2 separate regions of the Homo sapiens genome follow, and region 1 is linked to region 2. Evidence: chromatin loops called from intact Hi-C (ENCODE). Cell type or tissue: mammary epithelial cell. All regions are shown on one strand. Region 1 overlaps PTPRG (protein tyrosine phosphatase receptor type G). Region 2 overlaps PTPRG (protein tyrosine phosphatase receptor type G).

What was found. A loop is a pair of places that touch in the nucleus more often than their neighbours do. Peaks named below come from ENCODE experiments on the same cell type or tissue, not always from the same donor. Only the 100,000 strongest peaks of a DNase experiment are listed, where the experiment ranks them.
Region 1: a loop joins it to region 2, with 2.0 times the contacts of the local background. A loop is called at or near these places in 3 of 110 quality-filtered maps.

What each region holds. Positions count from the first base shown.
Region 1 is chr3:61,892,952-61,897,951 of GRCh38, reverse strand. All of the region lies in intron 2 of PTPRG (protein tyrosine phosphatase receptor type G), which reads right to left. Among named protein-coding and RNA genes, the nearest start is that of PTPRG, 330 kb to the right of the region's middle. In mammary epithelial cell, no CTCF peak of the experiment used is centred here; a DNase peak (open chromatin) is centred at 2,721.
Region 2 is chr3:61,964,113-61,969,112 of GRCh38, reverse strand. The region is part of intron 2 of PTPRG (protein tyrosine phosphatase receptor type G); the gene reads right to left. Among named protein-coding and RNA genes, the nearest start is that of PTPRG-AS1, 350 kb to the left of the region's middle. In mammary epithelial cell, no CTCF peak of the experiment used is centred here; a DNase peak (open chromatin) is centred at 2,722.

The DNA.
Region 1 (5,000 bases), 71 kb after region 2:
CCATGAAAAAAAACCTCCTAAAACTAGTGAGTTCAGTAAGGTTACAGAATAAAAGATCAACCTGAAAAGTCCATCACATTTCTATATACTAAAAAAGGAATAAATGGAACAAAAATACCATTTATAACTGTACTCTAGAGAAAATATGTAGGTATACACAAAACATGTACAGTATCTGTATGCTAAAAATTACAATGTGATATTGAAAACAAATCAAAAACCTAAATAAATGGAGAGATACAGTGTGTTCCTAGACTCAAAGTAGTAAAAATGCCAGTTCTCCCCAAACTGATCTATACTATTAATACAATTCCTATTAAAATCCCAGGAAAGTTTTTGCAGACATCCACAAGACTATAAAACTTCTATAGAATAGCACAGGCCCTAGAATGGCTACAAAAATCTTGACAGAACAATCGAGAGAGAAGAATCTTTCTACCTGATATTGACTTACTGTACAGCTATAGTAATCACGACAGTGTGATATTGGTGGAGAGATAGGGACATCAATCAATGGAACAGAAGAGAGAACCCAGAAATAGACTCAAACAAATATGCTCAACTCATTTTTGATGAAGATATAAAATTAATGGAAGAATACCCTTTTCAACAGATGGTGCCAAAGTAACTGGAAAACCTTAGGCAAAAAAAAAGAGAAGATCAGCCTAAACCTCACACCTCATACAAACATTAACTCAAAATGGATCATCTATTTAAATTTCAATTGTAAAACTATAAAATTTTCAGAAAAACATAGGAGAGAATCTTGGTAACGTAGGGCTAAGCCCTACATTCTTAGTGTTCTTAGACCTGAACACTAAGAGCATGATCTATAAAAGGAAAATTTGATAAACTGAGCCTAATAAAAACTAAAAACTTTTCTGCCAAGAAAGCTCATAAAGACAAAATAACACAGGATAAACACACAAGTTACAGACTGGGAAAAATACTTGCACACCACAAATTCAACAAAGGACTAGTATTCAGAATATATTAAAAAAAAAACCTCTCAAAATTTAATAGTAAGAAGGAAAAAAATACAATTAGAAAAGAGAATCGGCAGAAGACACGAATAGTTCACCAAAGACGACATACAGATAGCAAATAAGCATGGGAAAAGTTGTTCAACATCATTACCCATTAGGTAAATGCAGATTCAAACTACAATGAGATATCACTACATTGGTGATCCAAAAGGCTAAAGTAAAAAATTAAAAATCAGTATCAATATCAATATCAAATTGTAATGTCAAAAATTGCCAAGGCTGCAGAGATATGTTGCTACAGGAATGCAAAATGGTACAGCCACTCTGGAAAACCATTTGCCAATTTCTCATAAAACTGCATACGTAACTACCACACAACCCAGCAATTGGACTCTTGGTTATTAATTCCAGAGAAATAGAAAATGTAGGTTCATAGAAAAACCTGTACACACATGTTCCCAGCAGCTTTATCTGTAATAGCCAAAAACTGGAATCAGTCCAGATATCCTTCAATAAGTGAAAGGTTAAACTGTGGCACATCTACACCTTGGCATATTACTCAACAATAAAACAGAACAAACACTGATATACACAAAATGGATGAGTTCCCGAGAATTATTCCAAGTGAAAGAAAAGCAATCTGCAAAGATTAAATATTGTATGATTCCACTTATGTAACATTTTTGAAGTGACAAAAGCTTTAGAAATGAAGACAGATTAGAGGTTTCTAGGAGTTAGAGATGGGAGGAGGGAGGAGGTAGGCGTGGTTATAAAAGGGAAACATGAGGGATCCTTATGGTATTGGAACTGTTCAGTATCTTGACTGGGATAGTGGATACATGAACCTACGCAAATGACAAAATTATATAGAATTTATACACACATGCACACACCTACATAATGCACATAATAAGTATAAATTAAAATCAGGAAATCTGAAGAAGATCAGTGGACTATATCCATATCAATATCCTGTGATATACCATAGTTTTACCAGAATGCTACCTTTGGGGAAACTAGGCAAAGTATATAAGTGATATCTCTGTATTATTTTTTACAACTGTATGTGAACCTACAATCTGAATAAAAATTTAAATTTAAAAAGTGCAGGTTGATAGCCAGAAGAGAGAAATTACATGGTGAGAATCCTGAAATATAAATGGTATCACTTTCAAATTTTTAAAGAGAACCAACTCTCATCTGCAGCAACAGGTGACATCACATCACTAAATAGGAAACTTCATTTTTTATCACTTGTTTCAGCCCCTAATCACAATAAAACTTAAACTGCTACCAAGAAGCCCAACAAACATATTTCGAAACACAAAACTTGACTTTCAAAAATAAAATGCCCTCCTGGTGATACTTTCAAAGTCAAAAGGTGGCCTACTCTGTCTTAAGACATGTGGATAATTGCTCCTCAGTTTCTAAGGTCAAAATCCTATACATTTATATGCACAGCATGCGATTTTACAAGCTCGGAAACCTGGAGCAAATGATTAGCTGAACTGTAAACTTAATCACTAGCAAGATAGGCCAGCAGATCTAAGAAAAAATAAAAAGACAAGGAGAAAAGCATTTTAATAACCATGAAGGTACTCTATTCTGTTGCTAAGCAGGAAGTTTACATGAAAGGGTGTGAGGTTCAGCTCTTTGTGGCTACTTCCCCTAAAAGTACGGTCCAAGAAACACCCTGCATCAATCACTTTCCAGATCCCTTGGCTCCCAGCCAGACCAACTAAGTCAGAGTAATGCTTGAAAAAACCACTGTGACAAGCTATGAAGTGACTCATACGCATGAGTTTCAGAAGCCCTGTTAGAACACTTACCTGTTTATAATTTACTGCTGTCTTCTTCCTGCTGAGGAGTGATTCTCATCAGGGATCCATTCTGCCCCTAGGGGATGTTTAACGACGTCCATCTGGAGACACTGGTTGTCACAGCTATGGGGGCAGAGGGCCCAGAGATACTGCTAACCATTCCACAATGTACAAGATACCCTCCTACAACAAAGACTTATGGGGCCCCAAATATCAATGGTGCTGAGATTCAAACTCCTGACAGAGAGGGATGCTAGCATTGCATTTAACAAAAGGATCGCTAACATACAATTAAAAAAAAAAATAAAAGCAAGATTAATAACTTAGAGCTACTAAGTGGATCTGATCTCCAAGGGCAAAGGTAGCTGTTACTCCCTTGATCTTCTCAAATCTGATTCATCCCAAGGAAGAAGGTTTTCTTTGTGACCATGTTTTAAGAGCCTCATTGCTGGAGCCATAAAGCCCAAGTTGAAATCACAGTTTTGACACTTAATATCTAATATCTGGGTGACATTAAGTTAGGCGATTACCTTTAGTAAGTCTCTATTATCTGTAAAGGGGAATTAATGACTGTTCTTCACCCTAAGAGCTGTTAGAAAAATGAAAATAAATAAGAGATGACTGTCAAAAACCATAGCATGGATCCCAAAAATAAATGTTTTGTTATTACTAATGAACTCTTTCCAATTTTTACTCCAGTCTTTTTATTTCTCAGCTGCCAACAGAGTAAACCATCTTTTTCAGATTAAATTTGGTTACTCTTTTAAATAGTTTCCAACTCCTCCAGCACCAGATAAGATAAAAGCTGACCTTTTTTTTTTTTTTTTTTTTTTTTTTTTTTTTTGACACAGAGTCTTGCTCTGTTGCCCGGGCTGGAGTGAAGTGGCACAATCTTGGCTCACTGCAGCCTCCACCTTCCAGGTTCAAGCAATTCTTTCGCCTCAGCTCCCAGTAGCTGGGATTACAGGCACGCACCACTACACCCAGCTGATTTTTGCATTTTTAGTAGAGACGGGGTTTTGCCATGTTGACCAGACTGGTCTTGAACTCCTGACCTCAAGTGATCTGCCCACCTCAGCCTCTCACAGTGCTGGGATTAGAGGCGTGACCATTTCTAATTAGCCTGTAAACTTAGTGCCAGCTGCTTTCTCTGCAAATAACACCCCCACCACCAGCTTCTCTATCAGTCCCAAATACTCTCAGGTAACAGACAACTTTAACAAGGAGGAAACCACCACTCCTATTAGCCCAGTAGTAAGTGACCTGACCAGCACCAAAGAAATGTTTGAAAGATACATCCTTTAAGAGTTGTTTGCATAAACGAAATGTTTCTCTTAAAAGTTCCCTAACCATACCAACTGGATGCCCCCGCTCAAGAATCCAAGTCCAATCAACAAATATTTATTATACACCACTGAAAGCCTGATGATAAAATGGTGAACACACAGACGTAGCTCCTGCCCTTAATAATCATGGTTTAGAAGAAAATGTTTCACATAAAGACTCCAAAACATACCTCATTAGATGAAAGAAAACCTGTCTTACCAAAAAAAGTATCACCCAGTCCTCAAGTGGATTTTTGTATGAGCCATCCAAACTGCAGAGGCAGCTGCGCCATAGCGGTTAAGACTACCAAAGCTAACGGTAGATAATGGGCTCTTCCACCTACAGTCAATAATCAATCACTCTGGGTAATCACTCTGGATCTACTTTGCCCAAAATGCTAAAAAGAGATATTGACATTGACTACCTTATGGGGTTCTTATGAGAATTAAGTTAGTTTAACAGTACCTGGGGCTCAATTTATAGTGGCTATTTTTATACTTATTACCAAAGGAATTGGGATTTCAAAAACTGGCATCCTGCAGTTCATAATTCTTCAACAAGTCTACAAGAACATCTTTCAGCAGCTTGCAGACACACTGACTTTCCCAAAATATGCTATCTCCTAAAACATTGATAAATTCTTAAATTTTCTGTACTGAGAGCACTCCAATTAGAACTTCCTCCACTATCACACATGGCTCCCAGCAGCATTCATCTGCACCTCATCAGCAGTCGACGATAATGACGTGCCACCCATCAAGATAACAGTCTAAATGTAAGAACATCTGTTACATCCCTGCATTAGAAACTGGGAATGAAGGTTTTGAATCGAGTTTGATTCTTATGCTGTATTGTATCTACTCTTTAG
Region 2 (5,000 bases):
TGTGTCAAATATAGTACTACATTCCCATAATAAGGATGTATAAACTGATACATGCAGGACTTAACTCACATGGAGTAGGAGTACAAATTCTGGTGAATCTGAGACTCAAGTTTGTGCTCTTAGTTTTAATTATACGTGACATCATCTGTTCAGTAAAATGTACAGAGTACAGACAACACCATGTCTCAAAGAACTTACAGGTTTAAATAAAGGTGAGCTATGAGAATCATTACCCTACAAATGTTCTTTAAAGTTGACCAACTGCCATAGCACAGATTTTCTTTCCACAGTCCCATGAAGTATCACCATCGATACAGTGATATCATCAAGATCATCCTCATATATCATTCCCTCCCCTCCTCCATCCAACATTTAACAGATGAAGAAAGTAAAGTTGAGAGGGCTTAAATGAATAGGCCAAAGTCAACCCCCAAATGGTAGCACCTTAATTTTACCTGGAATTTTAGTTTGAAATCTATATCAAATAGATCTATAAAAAGCTACCAGTGGCAAGGATACAATGGCAGAAGCACTCTCAGATAATGCCAAAGGCACTAAAATTTACCACAAATATTTTGGGGAAGAATTCTCACAATATATATTAAAACTTTATCAATTTTCACACTTAAGCCCAATGAGTCTACATGTGGGAATCTAAGAACCTAAGAAAATCCAACTCAGCAAAGGAACAGTTATGCACAGATGGGCTTCATATCCATATTCTTAGCGTCAAAAAGGGATGAACAAACTGCCTGTCCAACAATGCAAGTCTATACTCACTGATGGAATATGACATAGCTCTGAAATAGAAGCCATTTAGTAAGTGAAAGGATGATGAAAAAAGCAAAAAAAAGCAGAATATGAAATCATATATCCATGATTGCATAAACCATCACACCACACTTGACAAAATAAAAATCTTTACATTTAATGGTTCAGACCATTGTATTAGCCAAATTTAGTACTTGTTTATGGCCAAAATGACATCATCCATTTAGCTTAATGTCAGAAGCATTATTTCATGGAAGAGTAACATGTCACTGTAAGGAATTTCTCTCTTCTTTCTCAACTTCCAATAAGACGTGCTTGATATATTTTAACATCCATATTCCCCTCCTTTATCTCCCCGCCAGAGGACCAAAATTTTGTATCTAAACTTACTCACATACTATTATTATTATTAAAAATACTTATTTTACATGTTTACTAGAGAAAATCTAGAAGTCAGTTGTGTATACACAAATACATATTCACAAACGCACACACAAGCTTTTGTTTATATATACATCTTTAAAAACATCCATTCACTTTGACCCAGAAATTCCACTTAAAATGTTTTACTGCAACAATAGTAAAGATAGACACAGCTGTCTTAACCAACAAGGAAAGCCTTTGTTCAAATTAGCCAAATTTATAATCAGTGTTCAGTGGCAGTTACATGCACTAAATTTGGAAGAATGTCACTCATTTCTAATCAGAACACCATGATTATAAATTATTATGCCATTAGCCCTTTTCTGCTTTTAACTATATACCTTTCCTTCCCAGTAAGGGAATGAATTTAGACATCTAAAATGCAGTTAATATAAGTCTTAGGGTTTTGATGCATTACTAACATTTGAAATGAGGCGTGAGACCATTCCTATGGTGGGTTAATATTTCTTACTACTTCTGACAAGTAGAATGGAGATTAAGGAGTTGAAAAAGGTGAGATGAACTGAAGGTCTTGCTGATAAAATGAGTAATAATAAAATGTTTCTAATGGAGGTTTTTAACATTCGACTCTGCCTAGTTTGTTAAAAAAGCCTTTATAGTTCAATGCAAGAGATCAAATCACAATCAGAGGCCCCCACTGACAGACCCATCTCCCAACCAGATGTGCGGACAAAGATAAGGCCTGTGATAACTGCAATAGGCCCTATGTGTGATCTCATAATGGTCCAGGTCAGGCCTAGACTTTGTATTCCATTTTCAAACTTGAGCAGAAGTGTCACTTATTCAAGAAGTTTTCCTTGAGCCCACCATTCCAGATTAGTTTACTTTGTCATACACTTCAGAAAACCAGGTTTTCTCTGGGAGCACCAATCTGAGTTTCACTGATCCACTAGAAAGAAATTAAGCCAATGCTGTTTGTGACAAGTCCTGCTTCTCACAAGCCCAACTTTAAGTTTTATGGCAGAAATGGCTAGGAGAAAACTTCGGCCAAAGTGGCCTTAATAAACATACAAGCTAAGCAAAAACAAAGTGGCCTTAATAAATGTACAAGCTAAGCAGAAACAAAGTGCTTGCTATGCCAGTGTTGATTCAAGACAAATCCAACTAGATCCGCTTCTACCCACTCTGCAGTGGCAGAATCTTATATAGAAATTCTAGAGCCACCTGTCTATTTGGCTTCCCATTGTTCCCACAGAGTGTAGCAAAAAGTACTGGCATATAATAAACACCCAGCAAATCATTCTTGAATAAGGAAAGTGAGAAAAAAAAAACACGAATGAATGAAAACTAAGTCAGTGGGTCCTAGTCATCTTTACATGTTTTGCATGTTATTGAAGAGGAATTATAAATCCTGAATCCCTATCACATAGTTCTACCTGGGCCACCAGAAGGCAACCTCACATCAGCACACCCCATTGTAAAACAATGGTATGGTTCACAACCTATCAACATTCCATCTGAATGAACATTCCATCAGGACAGAGCCATACTTGGCCTTCTTGACATTCCCCATTCCCCACTCATCAGGATAACTCACTCACAGCCACATCTCAGGTGTCTCAAGTAATGTCTCATCTCCACATTGCTAGAGGCCACCTGTATCAGTGTTGCCTGCTGTGCACACAAGTAATTAACTTATAATACTCCACTGGCGCTGACACATTCCACAGCATCAAAAATTTCGCCAGCAGATAGTTAAGCATGCGAGATGATTCCTTAGTTAAACTCGATAACCAAATATCACATGTAAATGTCAGTCAATATGGAAGACCTTGTTGACATGCAAGTCACATATTCAGGGCGGAGGTATAGTAGCTATGGTTAAACCTCCTTCTTTTGAAATCTACTAATCTGGATTCTGTGGTAATGCAGATGGAGCTAGAATAGATTTGTTTTTGCCATGAAAGAAAAGTTTGCTTTGAGAGTCCTGAAAACAAAACTGCACGGGTCAGATCTGACTAGATGACAAGTTCAATAAAGAAAGAAATCATGCATAGCACAGTGATAAAGACCATGAATCCTAGAACCAGACCACAGAATCCCACTTTTGCCACTTGGCATGTAAGTGGTCCTGGGCAAGTTACCTAAACTCTTCATCTGTTTCCTTGTTTACAAAATGAGAATAATTGCAGCACCTAACTCTTAGAATTACATGAGGTGAAATGCTTAGTGTCTTGCAAATAGTGAGCATGTTACGTGTTAAATATTAGCCATTATTATTGCCCAATGCTAAACACACAGTTGGACCACAATAAATACTTGTAGAAGAATGAATGAATGAATGAGCATACCCAAAGCTATTTTTGCAAGTGCTTTAGAAGAACACTCTTGAACAACTCACACATTTTCTGCTCATTAAAGTAAGTCCACCCTAAGGGTTTAAGCTTAACTTTTTTTTTTTTTTTTTTTTGAGACGGAGTCTTGCTCTGTCACCCAGGCTGGAGTGCTATGGCGTGATCTTGGCTCACTGCAACCTCCACCTCCTGGGTTCAAGCCATTCTCCTGCCTCAGGCTCCCCAGTAGCTGGGATTACAGGCGTGCACTAGCACGTCCAGCTAATTTTTGTATTTTTAGTAGAGACGGGGTTTCACCATGTTGGGTGTGAGCCACCGTAGCTTAACACTGTAGTCATTCTGGATTTTTTTTTTTTTTTGAGACAGAGTTTCGCTCTTGTTGCCCAAGCTGGAGTGCAATGGCGCCATCTCGGCTCAATGTAACCTCCGTCTCCCGGGTTCAAGCAATTCTCCTGCCTCAGACTCCTACGTAGACGGGATTACAGGTACATGCCACCACGTCTGGATAATTTTTTGTATTTTTAGTAGAAACAGGGTTTCACCATGTTAGCCAGGCTGGTCTCGGACTCCTGACCTCAGGTGATCCGCCCACCTTGGCCTCCCAAAGTGCTGGAATTACAGGCGTGAGAGACTGCACCCGGCCCCGGATTCTTTACTAACTACAAAATTATATCATTTTGATTGGATTTTTTTTAAAGGCTGAACAATTCAAAGAGATACTAATCTAGACTGCGTTTCCTTCTAAAATTCTAGGTCAATGAGACAGTATGTGATCAAATGACAATAGAGTGGGTTGGAACTACCCAGCGACTCATCAAAAAGGCCATAAAAAAGCAGAGAGAACAAAGCCTGAAGCTCAGGCTGAGCCACGCGTGTAAAACCACGACACAAGGACGGACAAAGGAACTATAATAAAGAGTGGAAAAAAGTGGTGAAGGCAATAAAGACAAGAGGAGCTTCACATGAATGGAGAATTATTGGCTTTATAGGTGCCTGGAGAAAGGCAGAACAGGTCATATCACTTTCCCTTCTAGTGAAGGGCAGTTCAGCGATTTGGAATTCAACTATGTTTGATGGAGAGTTTTGATCTCAAACTAACATTTTGCTCTAGCAGCGGCAATGGAGGTGGGTCATTAACTCATAACCCCATAATAAATAAATGCATGTGACAATGCCACCCAGGAGAGGACAGTGCTGAGAGAACCATCTGAGAAAGTCCCCCAGTCCATAAGAAAAGATCTCCTTTCCCATGACGTTTCCCGCCTCATTCACACTTTATACTTCAGTGAAGATTACTGATTAATTTTATCCTCTCCAAGTCATGGTTTATGTTATAAAGCCATCCTGCCAATATCTTTGGGAAAGTCTCCAAACCACTTTAGTGATTACAGAGTAAAATTGTCCCCTCTTTCCCATCAACTTAGTTCTATGTTTCTGAAAAGATAACACATTAACCATTGTGCTCTATACCTTCTGAAGCAAATTCCACAT